Regions from separate parts of the Mus musculus genome. Here region 2 is linked to region 1. Evidence: chromatin loops called from intact Hi-C (ENCODE). Cell type or tissue: heart. All regions are shown on one strand. Each heading gives the region's core, and the rest is flanking DNA. Links, peaks and the distances in the headings are about the cores only.

Region 1 (4,385 bases), core at 79-4,078:
TCCAGCATGGCCTTATTGAATGCTTCTTACAAGTTCTGCATAGTAAGATTACAATCTTTTCAGGAAATGGGCATATAAATTAAAGCAATTAGAAACAACTCGAGGCTTTAGAATCAAGTTCAGAATGGACTAACAAGTGTCTAGAAGGAAGTGGAGAAAGAGCTGGCTGGCTAAATGCAGTTTTCCCTGTGGGTAGAAACTCCCAGCTCTACCACCCACTAGCAGTATGACCAAGCCTCAGTTTCTCCTGTAACCGCAATTGTTCTTGTAAAATGCTCAAAGGTTAACACAGTAAGCACTCCAGTGTCGCCCCCTCAGACTACGCCCCTTGATGCAATTGATCTTGGCCAGACTGCTCCATCCTTAGAGCCTCAGTATTCTTCCTGCAAAATGGGAGTAAGTGTATTCCTGCCTTAGTGATTATAAAGTGCAGTGCACTTGGTAGCACCATTCCCTAACCATTACTATCATCAACATTTTATTTTTCTTTTCTAGCTAAGGAGCCAGTCATACATTCAAAAGTTTTAAATCTCTGGATTGGGGCTGGGGGACGTCTTTGGAAGTTGGGAGTTTAAGATTAGTAGGAAAGGACTGGTAAGATTTAACAGATTAGAGAAGAAACCAGAAACCCAGAAAGTTCGAGGTGGGAAGGAGTGGGGCTTCTCCCTTTCCCATCCCACCCCGTAGTTTTATCTCTCTCCCCCGTTCCCGGGTAATCTTGTTTCTCACCAGTGCTGTCCTCTAGTCTGCCGCTCTTCAAGCCTAACCTGTGGACTAAGTAACGTGAGCCTTACTTTCTGGCCCTCCCGCAGTCAGGAGCAAGGACTACTTTAATCTTTACTCTTCCCAGGGATCCCGTTTCAAAGTCACCTGAAAGCCATTTCCTCTCTCTCTGCCCCGCCCCTCCCCGTAAATCACTAGGTGCTTGCTTTTCCCTGGGGCAGCTTTTTTTTTTTTTTTTTTTGAGGGCAGTGGTGGAGGAGGGGATTTTATAAGCTATTTAGGATTTTCACTTGTCTACACTTGGCGGTCTAAATGCTGAGTTACTGGGGTCGATTCTCCATTCCTGTTCCAAGAACCTGGTGCCATCGTTTAACGCAGGAGTCCTACTTCTTCTGTGATCTCACACTGGGCTCCCATCTCCTACCCCTCTTCATGGTGCGTACTGGGGACAGCATCTAATGCTACCTCCCCTAAGATCTTTACCAATGAAAGATTTATTCTTAGTGAGGTGTAGTAGCGCACACCTATAATTCTAGCACTCTGGGGGATCACTCAAGAGTTCTGGGCTAGCTTGGGCTACAAAGTGTGGGCCTGTTTCAAATCAAAAAATAAAATAAAAACAATAATTAGGGCGTGGTGGTGCACACCAGTAATCCCAGCACTCCGGAGATAGAGGGTGGAGAACCATTACTCTCAAGATTACCCTCTGCCAGTCTCAGATAATTGAAATCCTGCTTCAAAAACAAAAACCACACAAAAGATTTATGTTCTTGCTCAAAATCTAACTGGTTTGTATTCTATGTGCTTGTGCTAATCATCCCCCAATTTTCCCATCCCCTAATTTCCCGGTACATGCCTTTTGTTGATAGATCGCACTCAAAATGGGGTCCACTGACATTCAGGTTCCTCGATCAGTTTTTCTCATTAACAGTCCCACTGAGCGCCGCGCCCCGCCCCGCCCCAAGTTATGCGCTTCTTATCTCTTTCTCCTCAGAAGGTAAGATTTTACAACTGTAAAGAGCCACCGAAACCTAGTTTCGGCGAGGAATTCGAGACGTGCCTTTCTGACTCAGCGGTCGTGGTGACCTGCTCCAGTAGGACCAGGACGCCCTTGCCACCTAGACCTGCGCTTCTCCTGGGAAAGTCTAGGTGGCTGGGCTCCGAGTCCTCTCTGGTCGGAACCTGGTCTGGAGGCTTTCGTTGCCCTCTCGGCGTGATATCAGGGCGGTGGCACTAGAGTAACCCCACCACGTGCGCCTTGGGATCCCAGAGTTCCAGGTGGCAAGGGGAGGCGGCCAGCGGGACCCACACGGCGGGCCACGCGCGTTAATCATTAGCCACGGCGGCCGCTGTCTACAGCGGGAGCCACAGCTCGCTCGCACCGCCGCGAAGGTTCCCCCGGGCCCCCCAGAGCCGCCAATTGCTGGATCGCAGCCGCGAGCGCAGTCTCCACCCACTGGAAACATTCCTGGTCCGCCCCTCCCTGGCTCCCTCCCTCTCCCTCTCTCTCTCCCTCCCTCCCTCCCGCCGCAGCCTGGACTCCGGCCGCAACTTCCTGCCCGGTGCTGGGGAACCGTGCGCATTTCGGGGGTCCCCCGGCGTCTGGTGCTCGCAGCGAGCAGAGGCTGGGACCGCGGGGCGGCCAGCCGTGGGCGGGAGCGGCCGGCGGCCTCTGCCGCTTCCGAGAGCGACTTTCAAACTCGAGCCCGCTTCGCGGCGCCACCTGGGCAGCCCCGCGCGCCTGGCGCGTCGCGAGCCGGCGGGGCGGCCACCGCTTGGTGAGTGTCCCTAGGTTTGCCTTTCTCTCTTTGCCCATGCTCGATTGGCTGAGTGGCAGCGCTCTGCGGAGACCCCAGGCTAGCCCTCTGTGGGATGAGGACCTGGCCCCGAGCTGCCTCGGACACACTCGGAGGAGGTTGGGTCGCGGGAAGGTCGTAAGGGGAGTCACTTTTTATCCCCACCCCGGAAACCAAAGCAGCATAGGCTTTGCAGAGTTTGAAATCCGGGCAGCTCTCGACATTCCCGCCACCCCTTCCTTGTGTGCCCTGACGCCCGTGGGCTAGTGCTTGCCTGAGACTGTGGGCTCTTCTAGAAGGACTCGCCTCTGGTCCCGCCAGCCCAGGAGTGCGCAGGCACTCAGTCTGTTCTGGGTTGGTGCCACACCGTGCTTCTGGGAATCTCAGCTGCATGTCCAGGAGGATTAGAGTGGGTGTCAGAAGCCAAGTGTCCAGGAGCTGCAAATCTAGAGCCCCTTGATGCTGCCCCTAACAGCCTCTCCTTCACTCCCTTCAACTGGTTTGGTTATTCACACCCTTCTCTCAGACCTTTGATTTGGGAAGCTTCAAGCTTCAGTCGTTCAAGATGCTCCTTTGGTGGTAACGATTTATTCTGCGGCTACTTTTGAAAACAAAGGGGGGAAAAAAAAACCGGAACAAGCCGCATGATGGTTGGAGGGTGGAGAAAGCGGCGCTGCGAGGTGGTGCTAAAAGTTGGGTGAGAGTATATCGTCTAGAGTCGCTAAACTCTTGGTAGATTAAGGGCTGTTAAGATTGTTAACCCTCCCAGCAACCGATCAGTACTAGAGCACCTTACAGAGAACCCTAGTCTTAGGGTTCCCAGTCTTCCAAACTGTGCTTGTTCAAGAGTGCATTCCAGTCACAATGAACCCTTCAGAAATAATTAGTGTGGAGTAAAATGACAGCCTGAGAGGGAGAGGCGATGTTCCCTGCTGTGCCTGGCCTTCCCCAGTCCCTCTGCTAAACTGGAATCTTGTGTTATAGATGCTCAGCATAAAACCTAGGGACTAAATACCAGAAAGCCAACTGTGGCGCTGCTGTTATTCCTTATGGTTCTGGGCTCACTGGATGGCTCACAGACCCCATCTCTCATGTAGACAGACTACTAAATGCCTGCTTGCCTCTGCTGGCCGCACTCTCTGGACTTTCCCGCTGGTGCTGGAAATCCGCTTTCACCCCTTCACTTAGTCTGGGCTGATAAGGGTGGTAGTCTGTTTTAGAGTGGCCTTGGGGCTTTTCTATTGACTTTTTATCAGAGGTGGCCCGACTAGGAGAGTGGGAAGACCACTGGGCTGAGAGTCCGACAGGATTTTTGCTAGAGGTTTAATGCTGGCTGTATTGCGTCACATCAGAGACTGATCGGGTCTGAGGCTTTTTTTCTTACATGATTGGCCTGAAGCCAGATCTCACCCTCTCCTCACTCACTTATCTTTTCTGACTCAGTTTCCATACAGAGCAGCCTTTTTTCTTTATAGGGGATGTGGTAACAATAAAGGGGAGAAGGGTGTATGAGAAGTAGTCCATAAACTCCTATCAAAAAAAAAAAATAGCTGTGTAGTGGCTACAAGGAGCCCTTACATGTTTGCTGGTTATACCCCATGTGTGACACAGGAGATGGTGGACACCAGGAGCCAATTGTGGCAGTTTACACTCTCTCTGGCTTGTAATATCATAGTCCCAGAGTAAATATTGACTTTACCAAACCCGCTGCTATCTCAGGGTCACCGTGTTTATGCTTAGAACAGGCCAAAGGCCACGGCCTGAGCGATGGCCAGACCCGGAGGGAAGGGAGGAAGGTGCTGGTCCCAGATGTAGGGCTTGCTATTCCCACCCCACTCACCACCCTGTACAGGTTCTGGTCCTGAG
Region 2 (4,385 bases), core at 219-4,218, 54 kb before region 1:
AAATTCTTAGCCATTAAAGATTGAAAAAAAAAAAGACATAGTTCATTAAAATGTAAAACTTCTGTAAATCAAAAATACTTTTAAGGGCTGGTGAGATGGCTCAATGGGTAAGAGCACTAACTGCTCTTCCGAAGGTCCTGAGTTCAATTCCCTGCATATGGTGGCTCACAACCATCTGTAATGATATCTGACGCCCTCCTCTGGTGTGTCAGAAGATAGCCGCAGTGTACTTATATATAATGATAAACAAATCTTTTTAAAAAATACTTTTAAGAGAAGGAAAAGGAAATCTACAGGAAGTAAGAATACAGCTGTGTCAAAATAGTTAAGATAAGATAGGCGTACAGATACTTTCTTCAAATCAATAAGATAAATAAAGGGATAAATTGACTGACTGTTCATAGAATGGGCTGTTTCCAGCAATGAAAGAGAATAGAGGGCCGTATCAAATCACCACCCGGGTGAATCTCACAGATGCAATTTAGACAGAAAGAGTGAGCGTGTCTTCCTCAGGCTGTCTTTCTTCATCTGTCATGATAGACATCAGGCTGGTAAGGAGGCTCACGAGTGTGTAAAGGTAATTGCCATGTGACCCAGAGGACCTACGTTTCATTCCCGGAATACAGAGTGACAGGAACCCATGCCTACCATGTCCTCTGATCTTTCTTTATATGTGTGCTGTGGCATGCACGCTAATAATAATAATAATAAATAACATGTGAAGGCAGTAAAATGACAAAGAATCAATAAAAGTGGAGCCATAAAGGGAAGGAACGTGAACAGGAGCCTTGTGCACACGTGGAAGGGTCACCTCTTCTGTGTTATGGCACAGAATGAAAAGAATGAAAACAGTTTTTTATATGCCAAGCCACGGAAAATTGGGGAGAGTCTTTTTTTAAAAATTGAACATCTTGCATTTTCACATACATTTCACTTTGTGTGTATGGTGATTTGCTTGCATGTCTGTCTGTGTGCCACATTTGTGCCTGGTGTGTGCCACATTTGAGGCCAGACGAGGGCATCAAGTCCCCTGGAACTGGAATTAACAGATGGTTGTAAGATGCCATGCGGGTGCTGGGAGTTGAGCCCAGGTTCTCTGATAGAGCAGCCAGTCCTTTTTACCACTGAGCCATCTCTCTAGCCACTGGAGTGGTCATTCCTGCACCAGCATTAATTACCCTACGTCACAGACAGGGCCATACACAGTTACATGGTAAGAGCAGGTAATGTCAGAGTATGCAGAACAAACAAACAGAAAACCTCTGAGGCTTCCTCCCTGAGGCTGGAGGTTGAGTGGTGGGTAGGATTTACAGAGTTCCAGGAGTGAGATCCTGCCAAGTAGACACAGAGGCAGGGGGCTGATGCTGTTGGACAACAAATTGCACAGATCCTGCAGGGGGCAGGTAATGAAGACCTGCTTCCATGGGAACCTTGTGGGGCTGTGAAGGAGAGCGACTCCTTTCTTAAAATAAAAGATCTGCCACCCTTGATCCAAAATTAGGTAAGGACTCCGTGCAGTTTCACTCGAGATGCATGCGATTCCTTTCTGCTGACAACACGGCCCATTGTCTCGTCTCTGTGTAATTACAGTATCTGCTTTTGAGAGAATTTATGGAGTCTGATGAATAGCTTAACTTTATGTCTTTCTTTAAACTCCCAGATGTTCTGACTAGATTCCAACTTCCTGAGTTCCCAGTGCTTCCCAGAGCTTCTGGTGAAGTTCTCGTCCACCCCAGGACATTCCGATTCCCCCCCCCCCCCCCCCCCGCTGAGAAATAAGAAAACAACATCGCTTCCCTGAGGGCGGTGAGCTCCATCCCTGAGCATTGGAATCTCCATTTTTGGAAAACTGTTTACCAGGGTGTAAGACTCGGAAAGGAAATGTGTCCATGAGCCTCCTGGGAAAGACTAAGACCTCAACAAGTCTGCTGCGCTCCTCAGCTTCTGAGAGGCTCGTTCTGATTAAACACCGACTTGAAATAAAAGCATATGTGCTCAGAAGTCAAGGATGTGAGGGACATAACAGAGAAATGTGCCACCAACCCCCTCAGACCAGTCCCCCAACTTTCCAGTGGCTATCAATACTTTGTCCCTTGTTTTCCTCATCACCTCTCTCGGTTTGTTTTATTTTTGTCAATAGAGCTGAAACTGGCAAACCATAACTCACTCCGTGGGCCAAATGCAGCCTGCTTCCTGCTTTATAAATAAAGCTTTACTGGAATACAGCCATGCCCACTCCTGTACATGTTATCTCTATCTGCTTTTGCTCGGCACCCCGAAGGCTGAAGAACTGTGACAAACTTGTTGCTTACAGATTCCACTAGGTGCCTCCAGGGACCTAGCAAAGGCTTATGTCATCACATGCCGCAGGGTCCAGATGCACCAGGTGTGGGATCTCCCTCTCTCTGTCCTTCTCTGTGACCCATCCTCTTTTCTCTGCCTTCATGGCTCTGCTCCTATTTGTCTGTCTGTCTACATGTCTATCCATCTGCCTCTACGCTTTCTCCAGGTCCTCCTTCCTCTCCCCTTCCCCCAATAAACCTCCTTATACCAGATCTGTTGCATGGGGTAATTATTCAGGGGCACACCTTGGCACCGGTCTGCAGGTACTCCCTCACCATAAGACAAACCATGTGGCCTTCAACAGCTAAAATGTGAGCTATTTAGTCCTTTCCAAAAAGAAAAGAAAAGAAAAGAAACTTGTCAACTCTTACATTAGAAATTTAAAGTGGGGACTGGAGAGATGGCTCAGTGATTAAGAGCACTGACTGCTCTTCCAAAGGTCCTGAGTTCAATTCCCAACAGCCACATGGTGGCTCACAACCATCTGTAATGGGTTCCGATGCCCTCTTCTGGGGTGTCTGAAGACAGCTACACTGTACTCAAATATACATAAATAAATCTTTAAAAAAGAAAGAAATGCAAAGTGACTGCTAGGCATGATGTCATCTCACAAGCATGTTCCAGGGAGATCTTGCTTTGGCACTAGAATCAAGAGCCAATGAGCTCTGAGCATTACTGTGTTCTTTTTTTGTACCCATGTCTGAGATGGCCTGAGAAACTTGGCTGCATCTGTGTAACCTCAGTAAAGCTGGCTGTGGTGCCCAGGGCTTTTCTTACCTATTGATACATAGCAAATGACGCTGAAGACTTACAGGTTTTCAAGAAGAGTAAGAATTTGTCATCTCACACAGTTCTGGCATTTGGGAGTGGCTCCGTTGAGCAGTTCTGGCTCAAGAGTCTTGGCGGGGGCTAAAGGATGTCCTCACATACTTGACAAGTTACTCTGACTGTGGGGGAGGCTTGCTTGCTACAATACAGATTCCTTCATGAGACTATTCAGGTTTCCTCACAATACAACAGACTCCCCTGAGGGCAGATGATCCCATAGACCAAGGTGGAGGTCATGATGAGGGGGACAGCCTCAGAATTTCCCTTCCCCCTTTCTGCAACAGTCAGTCATAACACACCACCTCCCAGTTCAGTGCAGAAGCGACAGCATGATGCTAGCAAGATCCACTAGGGCTTTCTTGGATGCTGGCTGCTGCATGCTGCAGTCTCAGCATGAGATTACGTCCAGAAGAAATACCAACCTGAGATCTGAGAGTTCAGGGAATGCAACAGAAGGATTTACAGAAATCTACACAAGGTACAGGTATAAGGAATTGCACTACAGAGTACCCAGTCAAATCCACCAGTTTCCCCAGTTCCCACTCCTCACAGCACTAGCCCCCCCCCCCCCCCAAAAATCTCCTTTCTGGGCCTGTGTGGTGCTTTGAAGATGCTTGGCCCAGGAAGTAGCACTATTGGAGGTGTGGCCTTGTTAGAGTAGGTGTGGCCTTGTTGGGAGAAGTGTGTCACCTTGGGAGTGGGCTTTGCAACCCTCCTCCTAGCTAACTGGAAGACAGTCTTCTCCTGGTGGCTTTTAGATGAAGATATAGAACCTTCAGCTCCTCCTGGTCCATACCAGTCTGAATGGTGCCATACTCCCACCCTGATGATAACAGACTAAACCTCTGAACCTGTAAGTCAGCTCCAATTAAATGTCCTAAATTTATAAGAGTTGCCTTGGTCATGGTATCTGTTGACAGCAGTAAAACCCTAACTAAGACAGAAGTTGGTACCAGGGACTCCAGGATTGCTGTGATAGACATGGCCATGCTTTTGTTTGGAGGAATGTAGATTGTGAGACTTTGGATTTGGAAAGCCAAGGAATGTTTTAAGTGGGGCTTAATGAACCATCCTAGGAATAGGGAAGAGATTGGTGCTGAGGATGATTTGGACTGTGCAGACCTGGCCCGGAGAAGAATGTTAGTATGTATGGCCTAGAGACTGTTATTGTGATATTTTGGAGAAGAATGTGACTGTTTTTTGCCCTTGTCTGA

What was found. Hi-C counts contacts between places; a loop is a spot of excess contacts. Peaks named below come from ENCODE experiments on the same cell type or tissue, not always from the same donor. Only the 100,000 strongest peaks of a DNase experiment are listed, where the experiment ranks them.
Region 2: it touches region 1 in a loop (2.0-fold over the local background); 1 of 42 quality-filtered maps calls a loop at or near these places.

What each region holds. Positions count from the first base shown.
Region 1 is chr12:76,531,318-76,535,702 of GRCm38, forward strand. It overlaps Plekhg3 (pleckstrin homology domain containing, family G (with RhoGef domain) member 3), which reads left to right and starts at 2,243. Exons shown (of 19, transcript NM_153804.4): 1 at 2,243-2,501. It overlaps Mir5135 (microRNA 5135), which reads right to left and starts at 1,895; the gene lies at 1,817-1,895. In heart, for the core only: no CTCF peak of the experiment used is centred there; DNase peaks (open chromatin) are centred at 2,184, 2,674 and 3,714; H3K4me3 peaks cover 3,488 bases; H3K27ac peaks cover 2,373 bases; H3K27me3 peaks cover 397 bases.
Region 2 is chr12:76,477,055-76,481,439 of GRCm38, forward strand. No RefSeq gene overlaps it. Among named protein-coding and RNA genes, the nearest start is that of Gm10451, 35 kb to the left of the region's middle. In heart, for the core only: CTCF peaks have their summits at 1,405 and 2,312; DNase peaks (open chromatin) are centred at 1,617, 1,827 and 3,277; H3K4me3 peaks cover 484 bases; H3K27ac peaks cover 545 bases.